Regions from separate parts of the Homo sapiens genome. Here region 2 is linked to region 1. Evidence: chromatin loops called from intact Hi-C (ENCODE). Cell type or tissue: CD4-positive, alpha-beta T cell. All regions are shown on one strand. Each heading gives the region's core, and the rest is flanking DNA. Links, peaks and the distances in the headings are about the cores only.

Region 1 (8,750 bases), core at 322-8,321:
TGAATCATTACAGAGAATGCATATTCATATACATATGTATACAGAATAGTTTTTTCACAAATGATAGCATATTATACACATTGTGTATATATTTGAGAAATAGTTACATAACTTGAGAAATAGTTGCATAACAATACAAATAAAATATCTGTATAATATTCCATTCTAATGGAATGGAATGGCCATATAATTCATTATATCAATTATTATATTTGACAGTCTTCTAATGGGAGACATTTTAGTTTCCAACGTTTTGCTTAAATTAATATCCTTATACATATGTTTAATTTGGGAATACCTGTACAATTAATTGTCACAAATGAAGTGATTGGGTTAAAATCAATATGCATTTTAATTTAAATATTTTTATTTTTGATAGATATTGCCTTCTAAAAAGATTTTTGCCAAATTACATTTCCAAAAATACTATATGAAAATGCCCAAAGTATTATCAAACTTTTTTGATTTCTGTCAGTCTGGCAAGTTGCAAATCATACATTTTTCATGCTCATTTCTCTTATGAGAGGCATTGAGTGTTTTTTCACATGTTTAGACTCTATTTGTCTATTCCTTTTTGTGTATTGTCTAACAAAGTCCTTTGCCTATTTTTCCATTGGATTTTAAAATTTATTGGTTTGTGGCTGGGCACAGTGGCTCACACCTATAATCGCAGCACTTTGGGAGGCCGAGGGAGGCAGATCAGAGTTCGAGACCAGCCTGGCCAACATGGTGAAACCCCGTCTCTACTAAAAATACAAAAAAATAGCTGGACGTGGTGGCAGGCGCCTGTAATCCCAGCTACTCGGGAAGCTGAAGCAGGAGAATTTTTGAACCCCGGAGGCGGAGGTGGCAGTGAGCAGAGATCGCATCATTGCACTCCAGCCTGGGCAACAGAGTGAGTGAGACTCCATCTCAAAAAAAAAAAAAAAAAAAAAAATTGGCCAGGGGCGGTGGCTCATGCCTGTAATCTCAGCACTTTGGGAGCTGAGGCAGGCGCATTACGAGGTCAGGAGATCAAGACCATCCTGGCTAACATGGTGAAACCCTGTCTCTACTAAAAATAAAAAATATTTGCTGGACATGGTGGCAGGCACCTGTAGTCCCAGCTACTCAGGAGGCTGAGGCAGGAGAATGGTGTGAACCTGGGAGGCGGAGCTTGCAGGGAGCAGAGATCGCACCACTGCACTCCAGCCTGGGTGACAGAGCGAGACTCCGTCTCCAAAAAATAATAAATAAAAAAAATCACTGGTTTGTAAGAGCATTTTATATACAAAAGAGATTAATCTTTGTCTGTCATATATGTTGCATGCATTGTACCATTTGTTATTTGCCTTTTGATTTGCATTGTGTTTCAGCCTTTATATTTTTTTCTTTAAAAAAATGTTTTTATTTCCATAGGTTTTGGGGGAACAGGTGGTATTTGGTTATATGAGTAAGTTCTTTAGTGAGATTTTGGTGCACCCATCACCTGAGCAGTATCACTGAACCCAATTTGTAGTTTTTTGTTTCTCACCCCCTCCCACACTTTTCCCTGAGTCCCCAAAGTCCATTGTATCATTCTTATTCCTTTGCATCCTCATAGCTTAGCTCCCACTTATGAGTGAGAACATATGATGTTTGGTTTTCTATTCCTGAGTTACTTCACTTAGAATAATAGTCTCCAGTTCCATCCAGGTTGCTGCAAATGCCATAAACTCATTTCTTTTTATGGCTAAGTAGTATTCCATATTATATATATATGACAATTTCCTTATCTACTTGTTGATTGATGGGCATTTGGGCTGGTTCCATGTTTTTGCAATGGCGAATTGGAATTGTGCTGCTATAAACATGGATGTGCAAGTATCTGTTGCTATAAACATGGATATGCAAGTATCTTTTTTGTATGATGACTTCTTTTCCTCTGGGAAAAGTAGTGGGATTGCTGGATCAAATGGTATTTCTACTTTTAGTTCTTTGAGGAATCTCCACAGTTTTTTCCATAGTGGCTGTATTAGTTTACCTTCCCACCAGCAGTGTAGAAGTGGTCCCTCTTCACCGCATCCACACCAACATCTATTATTTTTTGATTTTTTGATTATGGTCATTGTTGCAGGAGTAAAGTGGTATCGCATTGTGGTTTTTTATTTGCATTTCCCTGATCATTAGCGATGTTGAGCATTTTTTCATATGTTTATTGGCCATTTGTATATCTTCTTTTGAGAATTGTCTATTCATGTCCTTAGCCCACTTTTTGATGGCATCGTTTTTTTTCTTGCTAATTTGTTTGAATTCCTTGTAGGTTCTGGATATTGGTCCTTTGTTGGATGCGTAGATTGTGAAGATTTTCTCCCACTCTGTCGGTTGTCTGTGTACTCTGCTGACTGTTCCTTTTGCTGTGCAGAAGCTCTTTAGTTTAATTAAGTCCCACCTATTTACCTTTTGTTTTTGTTGCATTTGCTTTTGGGTTCTTGGTCATGAAGTCTTTGCCTAAGCCATTGTCTAGAAGGGTATTTCCGATGTCGTCTTTTAGAATTTTTATAGTCGCAGGTTTTAGATTTGTGTCCTTGATCCATCTTGATTTTTTTTTTTTTTTTTTTTTTTTGAGACAGAGTCTTGCTCTGTCACCCAGGCTGGAGTGCAGTGACATGATCCCAGCTCACTGCAACCTCTGCCTCCTGGGTTTAAGCGATTCTCCTGCCTCAGCCTCCTGAGGAGCTGGGACTACAGGCTCGTGCCACCACACCCAGCTAATTTTTTGTATTTTTAGTAGAGACGGGGTTTCACCATGTTGGCCAGGATTGTCTCAATCTCTTGACCTCATGATCCTCCCACCTCAGCCTCCCAAAGTGCTAGGATTACAGGCAAGAGCCACTGCACATGGCCTTGAGTTGATTTTTATATAAGGTGAGAGATGAGGATCTAGTTTCATTCTCTTACATGTGGCTTGCCAATTATCCCAGCACCATTTGTTGATTAGGGTGTCCTTTCCCCACTTTATGTTTTTGTTTGCTTTGTCGAAGATCAGTTGGCTGTAAGTATTTGGGTTTATTTCTGCGTTCTCTATTATGTTCCATTGGTCTATGTGCCTATTTTTATACCAGTACCATGCTGTTGTGGTGACTATGGGCTTATAGTATAGTTTGAAATCCAGTAATGTGATGCCTCCAGATTTGTTCTTTTTGCTTAGTCTTGCTTTGGCTATGCGGGCTCTTTTGTGGTTCCATATGAATCTTAGGATTGTTTTTTCTAGTTGTGTGAAGAATTATGGTGGTATTTTGATGGCAATTACATTGAATATGTAGATTGCTTTTGGCAGTATGATCATTTTCACAATATTGATTCTACCCAAGCCTCTACATTTTAAGTTTACTTCATGAGATGATTTCTACAGATATTTGTGCTATGTAACAGTAAAATGGCAATGCTTTGTCTTTTAACAGTATTTAGTCTCATAATGGCCATATGACTCTTACCAGACTGTAGCCTAATTCTAAGAGTAAAAAAAGAAAGGATATTTAAAAAAAAATCATGGCATTGAATTTTCCTTTTGAAACATAATCATCTTTACCTTTTAGTTGAGATGATCTGGATTTAAGCCCATACTGGAGTAAGGGAAAGTTTTGTAAGTTTTGGATCTATTTATTTAAATCTATCCCTCTGTGTTTTAGGGATAACTTCTTGTATACCCAATTAAAATGCCTCAAATCCTAAGAATGGCCCTGGGAATATTACTAGAACACAAAAATCAAAGACCAGGACAGAACTCTTGAGCTATTCTGGAACATATTCAGGACTTTGTGATTGCCTTGTAGAAACTGACCCTTTTATGGTAGATAAGTTGGAATTTGATAGAGTGCTTACATCTCAAAATGCTTCCCTACTCAAAATACTGTTGAAATTTATAAATTTTATTATTTAAAAAAGGGAAAATTATAACTATTTTATGGTTTCACAGTCAGGTAAAGGCAGATAAGGTAAGAGTCTGAGACTGTATCTTATATGTCAGATAAGAAGGGTTGGAGAATTTTAGTCAAAGATCACAGAATTTACTTGCTTTAATTCCAAAACAAATTCAAGCATATCTAGTTCTCTATGTTTCTCCTCCTCTTTTCAGAGCAAGATCAAATTCATCAATATATGGACAATTTAAGAGGCTTTTATTCCAACCATTCCTGAGGAACCAAATTCTGCCAACAACCATGTGAACGAGCTTTGAAAGTGATCTTTTTCCAGTTGACCTTTGAGATAGTACAACTCTAGTTGACACTTTGATTACAACAAGTGAGAGACCCTGAAGCAGAGGAACAAGTGAAGCCACCCCTGGATTTCTGATTTATAGAAACTGTGCAATAACAATTATTTTAAGCTACTGAGTTATGGGACAGTTATGCAGCAATAGATTACTGCTATAGTCCTCCATCTTGAGACTTGTGTTAACTTCTCCCCTATTGAATGGCTAGATATACAAGGAACCAACTAAGAGTTCTATCAAATATTAAATAAAGATGAGATTAAATAGACTTATTACATGATGGCATATTTAAAATAGCAATATCATCTATTAGGGTGATGCTCTTTTATAACTATTTGCTTGTCACACACGCATCTGAAACTCAGTGAGTTTGCTGCCTCTTTCTGTAGCTTAGATATCATGGGGACTTTAGTTCACCAATGAGAGGGCTATTAAGAACTTTTTTAAACATCCCATTTTGCAGTTCCTGCCACCCTGAACCTGCCACTCAAATACTTTCTTCCTCTAAGCTGTTGTTTAGTATAGATGTCCTGGAGTTCTGATTTATATTTTAGTTGCAATAAGCAGATTGTTGGCAATGAAATTAACCACCTGCCAGGTTTCAGGTAGTATCAGAAGTGGGGAAAATTTATGGTTTGTGCTGACAGAACTTTTGCAACTCCAAAGACAGACTGATAACAAACACATCAAAGAGGCCACAACACCCAATTTCAGTTCTTGCTTTCATTCCAGAATGGATAAAAATTCATATTGGATGGATCACAGTCAAGTCTGAGAATAAGCAGAAAACTGGGGATATAAGGAAATGGAGCGAAAGCTAAATGCTTCTGTAATTATTTAAGAAATTGAATCTGAAAATAAACACTTTTCCACAAAGAAAACTCTAGGCCCAAATAATTTCATTGGTGTCTATTACCATTTAAGGAAAAGCATTTTTAATTCTTTCAGAGAATAGAAAAAGAGATAACGCTTCCAAACTTGGTTTGTGAGGTAGGCAACAACTTGTTACCGGAACCTACAAGGATAGTTCATTATTTCTACAAGGATAGAACCTACCAGGATAGTTCAAACCTAATTTGGTTTGTTCCAGGACAACCAAATTGTTCAGCATTTGAAATTTGATTAATGGAATATATCATATTTTCAGAATTAAAGAATCATGTAATAATTTTAATAGGAGAGAAAACCCACACTTGATAAAATTTGACGTCCATTTATGATTAAAACTCAGGGCAAACAAAAAACAAGAGAGAATTTCTGTGAACAGCGTAAGGGTATTTTGAAAACCTATAAACATCAGTTAAACTGTAAAACATGGAAAACTTTCTAAGATGAGGAATAAGAACAGAATGTCCTTTATTCAACATTGTACTGAAGTGCTAGCCAGTACAATAAAGTAAGAAAAGGAAAAATATACATAAAGACTGGAAAGGAAGATATAAAATCTTATTTGCAGGTGACATGATGATACATACAATAGAAAATCCAAAAGAATTTATATAGATTGCTGAAAGTAAGGTTGTGATGCAAATACAAACATCGACACAATTGTATTTTTAGGTATCAGGTACAAATAATAAAGAGACCATAACATTGTTAAAAATATAAAAATTTTAGGACTAAATCTAATGAAGATACACAGGTCTTCTACATTAAAAATCTATTAAGAAGTATTGAGAGAAACTAAAGAAGACATAAATAAATGGAGAGCTATTATGTTCATGGGTTGGAAGTCTCAATGTTATAAAGACATTAGTTGTCTGCTTATTGATCTACAGATATTGTGCAATCAAAATCCTAGCTTGTGTTTTTGTGTAGAACTTGACAAGTTGATTCTAAATTTTACATGGAAATCCAAGGGGACAATGCACAACCAAAGCACAGGTAAGAGGACTAGCTTGCCTGAATAACAAGACTAAATATAGATCCACAGTTATCAAAATAGTGTGGTATGGACTAGGATAGACTAGTGGACCGGTGGAATAGAATAGAAAGTCCTGAAACACGCCCATACTTACATGACTTGATTTAAGACAAAGGTGGCTCTCCAGAGAAGAGGGACATTTTCATAATAATGGTTCCAAGTCAATAGTATATCCATAAGGTATAAAAGAAAATTTGACCCCCAGTCTCACACCATACATAAAAATCAATTCTAGAGGATTGTGGATTTAGATATGAAAGGTAAAAATATAAAGCTTCCAGGAGAAAATGTAGGAAAATATCATTTTTATAATGATTTGTAACTGAATTGCATTGTTGTCAGAGAATTTGATCTAAAAACAACTCTTTGAAATTTGTTGAAACTCTGTTTTTAAAGCATGTCCACAAGTTATTTGACATTCCTCTCATCAACAGGTAGAGGCTTAATTTCCCTCCCCTTGAATATGGATGTCTTCAGTGACTTGCTTTTAACCAATAAAATGTGGTAAAGGTGACACTATATGACTTCTGAGGATAGGTTAGAAAAGGAGATATAGTTTCTGCCTGGCTCTCTAGCCTGGCACCCAGCCTTGGAACCTAGCCACCATCCCAAGTCAGGGAGCTATATAGAAAGACCACATTTTGGTGTTCTGGACATAGTGCCATGGAGATTCCAGCCAAGAGCTAGCATCAACTACCAAACAGACAAGTTAGCAAGCCTTTGAGTCATCCTAGCTAATGCTGAGTAGGGCATAATAGACAATCTGCTCCCACTAAACCCTGCCTAAATTGTAGATTCATGAATAAAATAAATGCTGTGATTGTTTTAGACCAGTAAGTTTTGTGGTGGCTATTTAAACAATAGAATATTACATGCATCTTAGAGTTATTACGGTTAACATTTAATTCCTACTTGTAACAATTCCCTAAAGATGGAATAATTTTACAACAGATTAGCTCTGTTTATCTCCCTCATCTACTGTGCTATTGTCATGTATTTTACTTCTAAATATATTCAAATCCCTACAAGGTATAATTATTATTTTTTGTCTTTTATAAACTGGTGCTCTTCATTCTTTTATGCTGGCTTGTTGTTCCATCTGGGATAATTTTCATCAGCCTAAATAACTCTTTGGTATTGTGGTGAAGATCTGCTGGTGATAAATTCTCTGAGCTTTTGTCTGAAAAGGCCTTACTTTTTGCCTCCTTTTTTGAATAATATTTTTGCTGTGTATAGACTTCTAAGTGGCAAGGTAAGAAGTTCTTTTTTCTTTTAGCATTTTAATTCCATTTCAGTATATTCCAATTTCCATAATGTCTGTTGAAAAGTAAGCTAATATTAGGTTGGTGCAAAAGTAATGGCAAAAATTACTTTTGCACCAACCTAATAACTTTATTGTTGCTTCTTTGAAAATAACATGTGGCTTTTTTTTTTTTATTCTGAGTGATTTTAAGACTTGTCTATTTGTCTTATTAGCAACTTAACTATGATGTACCCAAGTGTGGTTTTCTTCATAATTTTATTTTACATGAGATTCATAGAGTGTCTTGATTCTGTGGTTTCATGTCTTTTAGCAACTTTGGAACATTTTTAGAGCCAGTATTTCTTCAAATGTTGTTTCCGAATCATCATATCCTCTCTATTTCTAAGATTCCAATTGTGTTAGACTTTATCACTGTTTTTCATGTATCTCTCATACTCTTTTCTGTATTTTCCATCGTTTTGCCTTTCTGTGCTTCAAACTAAGTAAGTTTACTGGCTTGCTTTCCAGTTTACTGGAAGTTCTCTGTTCTGCTGCATCTAATAGATTCCAGGTCTTTGTTGAAATTATCAATATTTTCCTCTGTTTTTTTTGTTTGTTTTCTTTTCTTTTGAGATAGAGTCTCGCTCTGTTGCCCAGGCTGGAGTGCAGTGGTGTGATCTTGGCTCACTGCAACCTCCGCCTCCTGGGTTCAAGCCATTCTTGGGCCTCAGCATCCTGAGCAGCTGGGATTACTGATGTGCACCAGCATGCCTGGCTAATTTTTGTATTTTTAGTAGAGATGGGGTTTTGCCATGTTGGCCAGGCTGGTCTCGAACTCCTGGCCTCAAGTGATCTGCCCGCCTCAGCCTCCCAAAGTGCTGGGATTTCAGGCATCCTCTGTTTTATTGAACACATTAATGATCTTTATTTTCAGCTCCCTGTCTGATTACTTCAATGTTTTCATTATCTTTAGGTCTATTATTATTGTACTTTTAAAAGTGTAGCTTTTAGTTATTTGGTCTTGTTTTTTAGCCAGATATGAGTGAAAAATTGTAGAGCCTATAAATACTGTTACTTTCCTCCAAAGAAGATTAAGTTTTCTTCCAGCAGGTGGATAAGATATAAGAGGATCATTTTGATTCTTTGGCGGAATGGGGAATGGTTTTAGTCATTATTAAGGTTTTCCTCTTTCAGATTTGTCCTTACTCATAGGGTAAAATACTTCTGCATCTCAATTGAAAGCCCAGGATATCTTTACTGACATACCCTTCCCCAAGACCCCTTCATCTAACCTGGGCTTGAACTCAAATTTCTATCTTTGCAGCATTGCACAACTGTCTAATTAAACT
Region 2 (8,750 bases), core at 433-8,432, 1.0 Mb after region 1:
CCATGAGGTAAAATAAACATAAGTATTTATAATAAATATTTATTGAAATAATATATTTTACTTATACATACATAAATTTATTTATATTATACATACATAAATTTATTTATATTATACATACATAAATTTATTTATATTATACGTACATAAATTTATTGTTTATAAACAATAAATAATAAACATAATTTAATCAATAAGTTTAATTTAATTAATAAGCATGAATTAATGTTTAATTTAATTAATAAACATAAATTATAACAAACTGTAATTGATGAAATTTGACAAATACATACACTCATGTAACCATCATCCATATCAAGATATAGAACCTTTCCATTATCTCAGGAAGTTTTGTTGCTCCCCCTTTTAGTCAACCTCACCCTCAAAACTCCCCAAAGCCTTCCATCCCCCCAAAACAGCTAATTCTGATTTCTATTATCATAGCTTAGTTTTCCTGTTCTTGAAATTCGTGTAGATGGAATCAGACAGAATGGTTTTTCTTCTGTCCTGCTTCTTTTGCTGAACACGTTTTTGAGATTATTCCATGCTGTTGTGTTCTTTTTTTGCTGCTGGACATCATTCCATTATATAAATAAACCACAATGTATTTATTCTTCTTCGATGAACGTTTCAGTTGTTTCTACAAACAAATTTTTAAAATGAGTAAACTGTATAGAAAAGTTTAGAAGATTTTTACATAGTGGAGAGTTTTCTTCCTGAAATCAAAAATACATTCCTAGCAGATTATCTAAAAAATTGGAGTTAGATTCTCTGTTTACATCCTATAGACTCAAGATAAAAATCTGAAGGTCAAAGGAGACTATGTTTTAATGCTCTTTCAATCCCTATCCTGAGACTTTAAATAATAAGTAAAAATATTTTCTTCAGAACTCTTCCTTTGCATATTACTTTGCGAATATTGATTAGATAATTCACTCAAAACATTCCTTACTGTAATTATTTTTACTGTGTTTCAAAATGAAACAGAAATAAAAATAGGTCATGGGTTTTATTCAAAACCCAAGTGAAGCTTGAGTTAGGAACACTGAGCACCCTAAACTTGAAACTTGGGTCTAGAATATCAGTCATGTTGACCCCTGTAAGCAAACTTTGGATTAGTCATCTATTGTTCTGTAACAAATCATCTCAAATTTGGTGGTTTAAAACAGTAAACTTTTTTTTTTTTTTTTTTAATCTCACAATTTCTGTAGGACAGGAATTCAAGAGCAAACTAGCAGGTGGCTGTGGTCCTGGTTTTTCAGCTTGCCGTTAAGATATTGGGACACTTGGTCAAGGAGGAGCCTTATGAGAAAGAAAAAAATTAAGAGAAGATGGTTGCAGTAGGTTTTGAAGCAGGAGTAGGAGTTCACCAGGTGAACTAAGAGAATGTAGGAGTTGGGGAGAGGGTGTTGGAGCAGGCAGGGGAGATAGCAAATGCAACACCAGGAATTTTTTTTTTTTTTTAAGACAGAGTCTTGCCCTGTTGCCCAGGCTGGAGTGTAATGGCGTGATCTCGGCTCACTGCAACCTCTGCCTCCTGGGTTCAAGTGATTCTCCTGACCCAGTCTGTCAAGTAGGTGGGATTATAGGCACGCGCCCCCACGGCCAGCTAATTTTTTGTATCTTTAATAGAGATGGGGTTTCACCATGTTGGCCAGGCTGGTCTCGAACTCCTGACCTCGTAATCCACTCACCTCAGCCTCCCAAAGTGCTGGGATTACAGGCATGAGCCACTGTGACCGGCCAAAACCAGGGATTTTTATGTAGTTTCTCAGCAAGAAAGCAGAGGTAAAGTAAGTTTGGAGAGAGGGACATGGAAAAGTTCAGGAAGGTCATTGTATACCTTGCTAAAGAGTCTCGACTATTTTTCACAAGCAATCTGGATCTGCTAAAAATCTGTTAATTTGAAGTATGGAATGACATGTTCATATTTGCATTTAGAAAAAAGTAAATCTTAAAGCAATTTGGAAAGTAAATTAGAGAGAGAGGAGAAATTAAGAGCCCAGCAGAAAACTTGCAGGAAACTTACAATTGGGTAGGAGGAGGCTAATACAAGCTAAGAAAGGTGTTGTTAGAATCTACTTCTTTAGATGTGGTGATGGGAGAGGGAGAGGTGAAGAAAGATGAAGGATCCAGAATACTGCCAAGATTCTGGTACGGATGACTGATCAACAGTGATATCTTTAACCAGGACAGGAACTGCGGGGAAAAAGCTAGTCTTGGAGGAAAAATGATGAGTTAGATTTGGGCATGTTTGAGTTAGCTATGGGATATCTTGGTTGAGACATGAGTAGCAAGCAGGTAGATATATCAGCCTAGAGCTCAGGAGAGAGGTCTGAGCTGGAGATGCGGGTTTGGAAGTGTGGTTTGTTATGGTCAGGCCACTGCAGGCTGGGTGACATGGTTCTCAGATGCAGGTGATTTTGCTTAGCAGAGTACATTGGGCAATGTTGGGAGACACTGTTGTTTGTCACAACTGGAGAGGGAGGGTACTAATGGTGAATAGTGAGTAGAGGCTGAAGATGCTGCTAAACATCCTGCAATGGACAGGAAAGCTACCCTTACCCTACCCCCATTCCCCAACAAAGAATTATCCAGGTCAATATGTCAATAGTGCCATGGTTGAGAAACCCTGATTTACAGAGGCAGGAAATGCTTCATTTTACTTCATACTTCAAGTTAACAGATTTTTAGCAGATCCAGATTGCTGATGAAAAATTTTTCCAGGAGATGTTCCACTAGATCATGTGGGTGGGGGCTGCCACTGGGGTCTGTGACCTTGCTGCTTCAATCTGATTTTTTGAAGTTGAGCTTTGGAAAGGTGGCTTTTGTGGAGCTAGTGGAATGAAAGACTGAGCTAACTATGGCTGTATTCTTGCCACAAGCAGAAAGCTGGTCACTGGCCTATGAGAAAGGAACATGAGACAGAGAGCTCTGAGCAGGTCATCACAATTCCCTTCACAATTTTTCTTTATTTCTGTTGTTGGTTTTCAAAATTTCTGTGAACTTAATGTGGGGATGCCCCATCAGTGGTGCCAGTCATGGTGGCCTCTTCACTGGAGAGGTTGGCAGTGTGATTTGGGCATTGTCCAGCCTACATGGCCACCAAGCCAGATTTTCTGATCCTTTCAGAAATTGTATGAGCTACCTATAGTCCTTTAATAATTTTTTTGCTGAAATAGTTAGAATGGGTTCTGCTGCTTATCGTTAAGGATCTTGCTAGACACACTTTTTACCCAAGCTAGCTTGATTTGGGTTTCTTTCACTTGTGGCTAAAAGGGTCCTGGCTTAAACAGGTTTGCTAATTTGGGCGGAAAGGAAGAAGCTAGTGGACAGAAAAGTTTTAAATACGTGTGAGATCAAGATCATAATCCTGGGCTAGGCATGGTGGCTCACACCTGTAATCTGAGCACTTTGGGAGGCCGAGGTGGGTGGATTGCTTTAGTTCAGGAGCTCAAGACCAGGCTGGGCAATGTGGCAAAACTCTGTTTCTACAAAAAATACAAAAAAATCAGCCAGGTGTAGTGGTACACGCTTGTAGTCTCAGCTACTCGGGAGACTGAGAAGGGAGGCCCACTTGAACCTGGGAGGTAGAGGTTGCAGTGAGCCAAAATGGTGCCACTGCACTCCAGCCTGTCTCAAAAGAAAAACAAAAATCATAACCTTGGAGGATAAACCTTAAACCTTAGGCAGGAAGAGGGGCCTCTCACCCTTTGAGCAAGAAAGAAGGAGGTAAGAATGAGTGTGGGCAAAGATGAGTTTGTAGGTGTAAGATGAAAAACCAGGGCAAGTATGTTGAGTCAGAGTTAAGGCCACCTGCTGGGGGAAAAGGTGAGGGCTGGGATCTGAAGGATAACAGTGAAAGGTTAAAACTAATGTCATGAGGCATGGGGAAAGAGCTGAGCAGGGACATATTGAATCAAGACTGGATAAGAAATGCTGATGACTGACAAAGATTCTTTGCTTGGCCAAACTTTAGTTAGGCTTTCGAACGTTCTCCTAGGCCCACGTGTGCACTTCTTTGTAAAGTCCAGTTTTAGTAAGTAACACTGCCAAAGCAGTTTAGTAAGAATCCCCCACCCTCAATACTTAATCATCCTTGATATCTAATCAAAACTCTTCCCTCACCATTGTTGGTCTCTAATCACCTCGGCCTGCCTTCAGCAGGAATCCTGTTAGATTGGTTCAGCCAGAATTCCCCCAGCCTTGATGTCTCCTCATAGCAATTTTCTATCCACCAATGCCCTGCTCCCTGACTATACATCCGCACTTATCACTGATGCATTCAGAATGGAGCCCAGTTCTACACTGAGGTCCCGCTTTCCCTATTGCAACAGTCCTGAATAAAATTTGTTTTCATCACTTTAACTTCTGCCTGGCTCTGGTTTTCTTGATCATGACCTCAAATCTGTCATAAAGCCAGTCTGTGGTATGATGTGGTTGCACTCAGTAGCCGGCACTTATGGGTGGGTGATGGTGGGGTATGAGTCAGCAGGGGTGTGAAGAGAGCTGACTGGAGTGAGGAGGGTGAGGACAATGACAAGATGGTAAATTAAAGCATTCAGTGTTGAAGCCATACGTTGGATAGAGAAGAAACTGAAAGCAGGAGAAAGAGTGGTAGGCTGGGTGGAAAAAGAGGGGCTGCTGGTTTGGATGACGTCAAGGAGTAATTATTGCTGATGTGGTTGGATAGTGAGAAAACATGGAGGACAGGAGGAATCAAAGTGGGAATGGCAGTGTCCAGGGTGCGAGAGAGTGACTATTACCCAATTCCCTTCACCATCCTTTAGAAGCGGAGTCTTCATCTCCTTTCTCAGACAAGATGCCTTCTCTCTGTTTCCCTCTTCCCTGAGCCCGCATTTCACCTCACTCAAATAAGTTTGCATGAAGGGGAAAAACTTGCACTGTGGTTAATGTTAATGCAGAGAAAATATATATGAATGGTGGCTGGGCGCGGTGGCTCACGCCTGCAATCCCAGCACTTTGGGAGGCCGAGGTGGGCAGGTCACGAGGTCAGGAGATCAAGACCATCCTGGCTAACATGGTGAAACCCCGTCTCTACTAAAAATACAAAAAAATTAGCCAGGCGTGGTGGCGGGTGCCTGTAGTTCCAGCTACTTGGGAGGCTGAGGCACAAGGATGGCATGAACCCAGGAGGCAGAGGTTGCCGTGAGCTGAGATAGCACCACTGCATTCCAGCCTGGGTGACAGAGTGAGACTCTGTCTCAAAAAAAAAAAAAAAAAAAAAAAAAAAAAATATATATATATATATGAATGGTGATGCTAGGCTATCCCAGAATCTCTGACACTTTAGAATTGAAAAAATCTTGGGGTCATAGTTGAACCTGTTCAGCTACGAATATGAAAACAGGTCAGGAGAGGTTAGTGTGTTGTATCCAAGCTCACGGTGCAAATTCTTGGCAGTTCCGAGACTAGAATGCAGACTTCCTGACTCTCAAGGCTAAGTTCTTCCCATCACATGCGTTGATGCCTGTGAGGCCGACTTCTAGGATGGACACTCACACAACCCCACACATACGTACCCATCTGTTCAGGCCTTTCTTTTATACTTGTGTTTGTGGCTTCTAATATATACATCAGCATATTTGTGATATTGTGATAGAATAAGAAATGTATATTTGGTTTTTGTTCCTGGCTCCTGGCACAGACCTCCTAAAACCTTTGGGATTTTCTGGGTGGTAGGTAGGGGTGAGAGGAGCATCTTTTGTTATTCATAAGCCCCTTCCAACCATACCTGAGTTTATGCTAAGGCGGTAGCTCTTAGAGGATGGGGGATGGTTGCCATAGGAACCAACTATGTGATTAAAGGTTTGGAACTTTGAGCCCCTCACTCCTCCTATGAGGAGGAGAGAGGGGCTAGAGATTGAGTTCAATAACCAATTGCCCATGATTCAATCAATCATGCCTATATAATGAAGCCTCCATAACAATCATAAACAACAGGCTGTGAAGAGCTCCTGGGTTGCTGAACAAATGGAGTTGCTGCAAGGATGCCATGCCTGGAGAGGGCCTGGAAGCCCTGTGCCACACCCCCATGCCTTGCCCTATGTACATTTTCATCTGCATCATTGGCAACATCCTTTATAATAAACCAGTAAAAGTAAGTAAATGTTTTCCAGAGTCTTGTGAGCCATTATAGCGAATTATCAAACCTGAAGAGTAGCTTGTGGGAAGTCCCAATTTATACTACAGGTGACAACTTGGTACTTTTGACAGGCATCTGAAGGTGGGGCAGCAGTCTTGTGGGGTATGCATTAACTCCGGATAGTTAGTGTCATAGTTTACTTGTAGGTCATCCAGTTTGTGTCTGGAGAGTTGGAGAATTGCTAAATGTGAGGATAAACTCCATACATTTGGTGTCATAAGTGTTGCATGAGTAGAAAAAAGTTTTTCTCTAGAATACTAAAGTCGGGGTTCTCCAGAATAACAGAAGCAATAGGATATGGAGATACATACATAATTAGGTATATTATAAGGAATTGCTCTCATGATTATAGAGACTAAGAATTCCCACTATCTACCATCTGTGAGCTGAAGACCCAGGGAGCTGATGGTAAAATTCTGAGTCCTGAGCCCTGAGAGCCTGAGAGCTGATGATGTGTGGATTCCTGTTCAAGTCTGAAGGCCTGAGAAACAGGAGTGCTGAGGGTGGGCATGAGCCACTGCGCCCAGCCCATAGTTTTTTTTTTTTTTTTTTTTTTTTGAGGTGGGATCTTGCTCTGTCACCTAGGCTGAAGTGCAGTGGCAATCACAGCTCACTGCAGCCTTGAACGCTTGGGCTCAGGAGATCTTCCTGCCTCAGCCTCCGAGATAGCTAGGGCTACAGGCATCTACCACCACGCCTGCCTGATTTTTAAAATTTTTATTTTATTTTTTATGAACAGGGTCTCCCTATGTTGCCCAGGCTGGCCTCGACTTCTTGGGCTCAAGTGACCCTCCTAGCCTCAGCCTCCCGAGTTTCTGGGATTACAGGCACAAGCCACTGATCCTGGCTAATTTTAGATTTTGAGTGGGATGGATGGGGACTGAATCATCAGCATGGAAAATGAAGGTGGGATTCAGTGGTGAGAGCTTCTGGAAGAAAAAAAAGGGGTGAGAAATTTAAACTCATCTTCTTGTTATTTTTACGCATTAAACAAGTCAACACATTTAATCTTTACCAACATTCCAAATAAGGAAAAATCAAATCATTGTCCAAGGTCATACACTAGTTAAAATCATAAAATAAAACTTAACCTAACCATGGATGAGTTCTTTTTGGAATTCAGAATGCTGTCTAGAATACATTTATTCCCCTGGCAAAGTTCTCCCTTATAAAATTGCCTTTTAACTCTTTTTCATATCTCATTTCATAGCCTTCTTAATATAAGTAGTTTGCAGTTAATAGCAACCTTTGTTTAAGAAAACCAATACCCCTATACTATAATGCATTCAATGCATTCATACATACATTCACTCATCCATTCAAAACATTTCATGAGCAGTTACTTAGTGCTCATGAGTTTTTTTGTCTTGTTTTGTTTTGTTTTTGAGATGGAGTCTTGCTCTATCTCCCAGGCTGGAGTGCAGTGGTGGCACAATCTCGGCTCACTACAACCTCCGCCTCCTAGATTCAAGTGATTCTCCTGCCTCAGCCCCCGAGTAGCTGGGATTACAGGCGTGCACCACCACACCTGGCTAATCTTTGTATTTTTAGTAGAGACGGGGTTTTATCATGTTGGCCAGGCTGGTCTCGAACTCCTGACCTCAGATGATCTGCCTGCCTCAGCCTCCCAAAGTGCTGGGATTACAGGTGTGAGCCACCCTGCCCGGCCTGGTGCTCATGAAATGTTTTGAATGGATGAGTTAATGTATTAATATGTGCACTGTGCTAGGTGTTGGGGATTCAGCAATAAACAAGAGATGCAGGATGCTTGTCCTTTTATATGCATGCTTAGTATTTTTATTGCTGCTGCTTCTCTCTTTCTCTTTTATTTTTTTTTTTTTGAGACAGGGTCTCACTCTATCTCCCATGCTTGAATGCAGTGGCGTGAACTCAGCTCACTGTAGCCTTGACCTCCTGGGTTCAAATGATCCTCCTACCTCAGCCTCCCAAGTAGCTAGCTGGGACTTCAGGTGTGTGCCACTACACCCCCCTCATTTTTGTATTTTTTTGTAGGGATGGGGTTTTGCCATGTTGCCCAGGATGGTCTCGAATTGCTGGGCTCAAGTGATCCACCTGCCTCGGCCTCCTAAAGTGCTGGGATTACAGATGTGAGCCACCGTGCCCAGCCTTTACTGCTTCTTTTACTAATAGTGTTGAGAATCTCAATCACACCTAAAAATTCTGCATGAAAGATTCCTATGAGATATTCTAATTATTTACCCAAGATCTACATTCCAGTGTCCTACTAGGAAAGTTGATTTACATTTTACTGGATAAATACAAATGTTTTGCATAAAAATAATGGAAAGACATCTAAAACTGAAAATCTCCTGAGGAGTCTCTGCTTTTAATTTCTTGGTGAGCACATGGATCTCAATAAGGGGATAGTTAGCACTGTTAGCTCAGGATGAGTTTCTGAAAGATACCTGGACCTGTTGCTATGTCTGAATGTGTCCCTCTCAAATGGATATGTTGAAATCTTCACCTCTAAGGTGATGGCATTAGGGGTAGGGCCTTTGGGAGATGATTAGGTCATGGGAACTCCACTTCATGATTAAGATTAGTGCCTGCTATGGTTTGAACA

Evidence for each region. Hi-C counts contacts between places; a loop is a spot of excess contacts. Peaks named below come from ENCODE experiments on the same cell type or tissue, not always from the same donor. Only the 100,000 strongest peaks of a DNase experiment are listed, where the experiment ranks them.
Region 2: it touches region 1 in a loop (2.7-fold over the local background); 2 of 110 quality-filtered maps call a loop at or near these places.

The regions. Positions count from the first base shown.
Region 1 is chr4:122,719,732-122,728,481 of GRCh38, reverse strand. It overlaps a transcript of BBS12 not described here. Among named protein-coding and RNA genes, the nearest start is that of BBS12, 8.6 kb to the left of the region's middle. In CD4-positive, alpha-beta T cell, for the core only: no CTCF peak of the experiment used is centred there; no DNase peak of the experiment used is centred there.
Region 2 is chr4:121,702,571-121,711,320 of GRCh38, reverse strand. No RefSeq gene overlaps it. Among named protein-coding and RNA genes, the nearest start is that of ANXA5, 10 kb to the right of the region's middle. In CD4-positive, alpha-beta T cell, for the core only: no CTCF peak of the experiment used is centred there; a DNase peak (open chromatin) is centred at 4,470.